2 separate regions of the Homo sapiens genome follow, and region 2 is linked to region 1. A link is an interaction called in ENCODE POLR2A ChIA-PET data of the cell type or tissue named here. Cell type or tissue: OCI-LY7. All regions are shown on one strand.

Region 1 (2,500 bases):
ACATGAAATGACTCGACAAATAAATGGATTTAGAACCCAGGTTTCTGACTCCCAGGGTGGTGCTTTTTCCATGGTTGTACAGTGATTAATGTCTACCTTTTCACACCAGTCCTCAACTGAAGACACCAGCTTACACCTTCCTTCCTGTTTCTCCCAAGAACAGAAAGTGACCCCGGATGTCGCTTTCTGTTCCTGGGAAGGCAGTTCCAGTGGTTAGAAGTCCTGTTCACTCCTGGGGTGTGGCCTGGGGATGGTCCTGACATCCCTGGGCTCTTCCTGGACCTGGCCAGCTAAAAGGAAATCTCCTATGATGGTACTCAGATACTTTTGGAACCTTGTCAGCCCTAATCCCATCTCCTAGTGTTTAGTATTCAGCTACCCTTCACTGGGCAGTAATTCTGTGCCAGGCCTGATCTGGGCATTGGTGGTACTAAGAACGCATATTCCCTATCCTATAGGCATAGTCTGGTAGAGACAACATGCAAGTAAAACAATGTTCCTTAAACTGTGGTTCCACACCTCCCTCCCCCAACATTAAAAGTGTAAGGGATGCTTATTCAAATGTAGATTTGTAGGCTCTGCACTCTAGACCCACTATTTCAGAATCTCTGGGGACTGGGCCCAAGAAACTGCATTTTCGCATGCTCCCTAAATGAAGCTTAGGTGCTCTGAGGTTTGACAACTGCAGTAGAGAGCCTAATGCTAACAGTGTAGAGTCACATGTGATGGGAAGCATCAGGTAGGTAGCAGTTTGCAGGAGCACTGATTCTGAGGGACACTAACTGGGCCTAAGAACAGCTACTGGCTGTCATGAGGAATAACTAGGAGCTAGCCATAGAGGGGTAGCAGTGAATCATTTCTCTAGCGATGTAAATCTTGCTCAATTTATTCTGTCTATATAACTCAATATTACTGAAGTTTGCCTAAAGCAGAATACACCTGGATCATACAGCATTTATGAGAGACTGGCTGGGCTGTCAGGCCCTCCTGTTACTTTATCTCTGCATGTGACCCTCTTAGCTCCGCGGATTAACTCCTGTCCTCATTAAGCCTCACACTGTAGCCCCATTTTCAGATCAAACCTGTTTCTCTTCTGGTAAATGATTTCAGTTTGCAAAGTTTGCCCTCTAGAGGTTGCTTAGTGCCTGGCCATGTGGGCTCAGTTCATGTGGTCCTGATGAGCTGGTTTTATCTTTATTACAAAGAAGTTAGGCTGTTAGGAGAGTGGGTTGGAAGGAGAAGAGGTAGACAGCCAAATGAGATGAGTCAGGGAAAACTATACTGTTTCGGAGTCATAGGGCTCCTACCAAGCATCTGGTCAGAAACCTCTCATTTTGGAGATCAAGAAATTGAGGTTCAGAAAGATGACATGAGGTACGCAGGGACGCCACCAGACACAGCCTCCAACTCTAGAAACTAAAATTCTGGATTCTTAGTGCTGCTTTTTCTGTTTTGTTGCACTGGATTGAAGCCTTTTCTAACTGTACTCAGAGGGCCTATTATTTAGGGAGATTCCGTATGAAATCCTTTAGCAATCAAATCATTTAATAGGGCTGATGGTTTAAATATATGTTAATGTGTTTTCCTAAAGCCTGGCAGACCTGGGTTTTGGAGCTTTGTATCACATGTTTTATGTTTGGAATGAAAATGAGACCATGTCTGTGAAGGCACTTTGATATGCGTAATGCACTCTGCCAGTGTTTGTCAAAACATGGTCCCCAGGTCAGCAGCATCAGCATCACCTGTAAGTGATTCTCCAGTCGCATCCCAGGGCCGCTGTATCAGAAACTCTGGGGGTGGGGGTGGGGGTGGGGGTGGGGGTGGGGGTGGGGGTGGGGGTGGGGGCCGGCCCGGCCCGGCCCGGCCCGGCCCGGCCCGGCCCGGCCCGGCCCGGCCCGGCCCGGCCCGGCCCGGCAGTCTGCATTTTAACAAGCTCTCCAGGTGATTCTGATGCATACTTAAGTTTGAGAACCATTGCTTGTTTTGCATTAAACAGGAGATTAGTCTCTGCAGCTTGTGGGAATAAAGCTTTAAATCTCTCCAATTTTAGCTCTGTGAAAAGGCAGTGGGGAGACAGGAATGAACGGACTAGTGCCACAAAGCTCAGGTGGGGTGGGTGAGATCATTTAGAAGAGAAAGACCGGGCATGGTGGCTCACGCCTGTACTGTCAGCACTTTGGGAGGCCAAGGCAGGTTGGATCACAAGGTCAGGAGTTTGAGACCAGCCTGCCTATCATGGTGAAACCCTGTCTGTACTAAAGATAAAAAAAAAAAAATTTGCCAGTCATGGTGATGCATACCTGTAATCCCAGCTACTCGGGAGGCTGAGGCAGGAGAATCTCTTGAACCCGGGAGGCGGGGGTTGCAGTGAGCTGAGATTCCACCATTGCACTCCAACCTAGGTGACAGGGTGAGACTCCGTCTCAAAATAAAAAAAAAAAAAGAAAAGGAAAGGCTGTGTGTGTGTGTATGTGTGTGTGTGTGTGTGTGTGTGTGTAAC
Region 2 (2,500 bases), 180 kb before region 1:
CAACAAAAGACTGTGTGTGGTGGCCCACACCTGTAATTCTAGCACTTTGGCAGGACGAGGCAAGAGGATCACTTGAGCCAAGAGTTCAAGATCAGCTTCGGCAACACAATGAGACCTCGTTGCTACAAAAAAATAAAATTAACCAGGCATGGTGGTGCCTACTTGTCTCAGCTACTGGGAGGGCTGAGGTGGGAGGATCGCTTGAGTCCGGGAGGTGGAGGTTGCAGTGAGCCGAGATCATACTGCTGTACCCTAGCCTGGGCCACAGAGTGAAACCCTATCTCAAAAAAAAAAAAAAAAAAAGTCCACAAAAAAAACTAGCCAGGGCATGGTGACATGTACCTGTAGTCCCAGTGACTCAGGAGGCTGAGGTGGGAGGGTTGCTTGAGGCTAGGAGGTTGAGGCTGCAGTAAGCCATAATTGTACCACTGCCCTTTGGCCTGGGCAACAGAACAAGACACTGTATCAAAAAAAAAAAAAGAAAAAAAAAAGGCTCAGCTATAGCTTCATGTCCACTGTCAAGTCTTTCTTCTCCTTCATACTTTTTCCCTACACCATTTCTAATGCATTATTCCCCATCCGAATTTTGATGCTTGTACCTACCACTGTTTTAGTAATTATCACAGTGTATTAATAACCTGTTTACTTGTCTGTCTCTCCTGCATTCTGTTCTCCACCCACACTTCCCTTCCCATATAAACACTTTCAGCTCATTGAGGACAGGGACTGGATCCCACCCAGTGCTTGGCACTTAGCGGAGACATTCAGTTAAAGAATAAATGAATAAAAATGAATGAATGAATACCTTGTATAAAAACCCATTATTCTGGCTCTTTGTTAATGAGTCTCAGCCTGCTGAGAATCACAATTACATTTCCACGTAGCCTAATCCAGCTTCCTAAAGGATTTCTTAAAAAAAAAAAAAAATACTCAACAGGAGTCCTTTTCCCTCTAGTCACCTGCCATCTCAATAAGGGCTTATAAATGCACTGGAACAGCAACAGGACTCTCATACACAAACCTCAGGACCATAACCTTGCAGAGCCCCCCAGGGATGCCAGTGCCTTGATTCACTGGGAAGTACCCAGCAAAAATCCAATTTTTCAAGGCTACCCTTCTGTAGCCTCCAAGAAGGCACATCCAAGCTTACTAGATAGCAAGAAGCATTTTTAGATCTCTTGTCTGCACTGTTGTTTTTTTGTTTGTTTGTTTGTTTTTTTGAGATAGACTCTCGCTCTGTCACCCAGGCTGGAGTGCAGTGGCATGATCTCGGCTCACTGCAACCTCCGCCTTCCGGGTTCAAGCAATTCTCCTGCCTCAGTCTCCTGAGTAGCTGGGATTACAGGCTTGCACAACCATGCTTGGCTAATTTTTGTATTCTTGGGAGAGACGGGTTTTCACCATGTTGGCCAGGCTGGTCACGAACTCCTGACCTCAAGTGATCTGCCCACCTCAGCCTCCCAAAGTGCTGGGATTATAGGCATGAGCCACCGCACCCGCCATTGTCTGCACTTTTTGAAAAGGGAATTGAGCCTCACTCATCTTATCCCTTTTCTTCTAATTGTTTCAGAAAGTACCTACCAACTTGTTTAAATGCAGCCAGATCAGGGAGACAGAAAGAATAATTCAGCCTTCCTGTTGCTGTAGGAAGAGTCTAATTATCCTGGGAGGATCTGGACCTTTAAAAAGGATGCTCTGTGGCTTAATGAAAGAATTCAAATTCAAATGGGAGCACCAAATGCAAGTCAGCAGGCATCTATGTCTGTGCCAATTATTCAGTTCTAAATAGCTAGACCAGGCAGTGTTTGTTGCAGGTTGGCCGAGATGCCTGAGTGGAAGACTGGCAGTCTGGCTTGATACCAATGCTCCTGAGCTCATTTTGGTCCCCATGTAATGGGAGTTGGCATTCAGCACACTCCAGAACGCAGGGGATGATGCCCCACTGGTGACCCTTCACACTCAAGGCTAGGACTGGCCTCCCATGGAGATTCCTGCCAAACTAGAGAGATAAAAGCCTGGAGCTCTGGAGCAGACAGACCAGTGTGTAGATCTTCAGTGTGATCATAGAGTCTGAAGGAGACTCAGACCTAATTAATCACCTTTAAAGGGGCATCCAAATTTATTAATAATGTATACATGAAGAGTTTTCTGTTTTGATCAAGGCAAGTATGAAATACTTAGAAGCTTATAATCCTTATTATATGACACTCTGGTCTGTTTGTGAAACTTTCATCTGAAGCTCTCAAAATACTTAATGGCTGATGCTTATTAATCATAATGTCATATGCTTGGGCAGAAATTTTCCTTGCGGGCTCCATGTCCTCACAATGCCCTGGCTAGAAAGCTCTAGAACTCTTGGATCCTGCCTTGTAGTCGAGAAACAAGGGTTAGAGGGCTTACTAGAGTGTGAAGATAAGTAGAAATTTCACACTTTTCTGGCTATCTCTTCAGGGTGTCTAAGGGGACGCTGCCATGAGCAAAAATCCCCCCACAGATCAAG

The links. ChIA-PET counts read pairs that join two places held together with the same protein. Peaks named below come from ENCODE experiments on the same cell type or tissue, not always from the same donor. Only the 100,000 strongest peaks of a DNase experiment are listed, where the experiment ranks them.
Region 2: POLR2A ChIA-PET joins it to region 1 with 5 read pairs; 3 of 35 experiments call an interaction of 5 or more read pairs at or near these places.

The regions. Positions count from the first base shown.
Region 1 is chr9:104,862,047-104,864,546 of GRCh38, reverse strand. All of the region lies in intron 5 of ABCA1 (ATP binding cassette subfamily A member 1), which reads left to right. Among named protein-coding and RNA genes, the nearest start is that of ABCA1, 65 kb to the left of the region's middle. In OCI-LY7, CTCF peaks have their summits at 938 and 1,139 (motif pointing left); a DNase peak (open chromatin) is centred at 1,116; H3K27ac peaks cover 1,238 bases.
Region 2 is chr9:105,044,015-105,046,514 of GRCh38, reverse strand. No RefSeq gene overlaps it. Among named protein-coding and RNA genes, the nearest start is that of CT70, 53 kb to the right of the region's middle. In OCI-LY7, no CTCF peak of the experiment used is centred here; no DNase peak of the experiment used is centred here.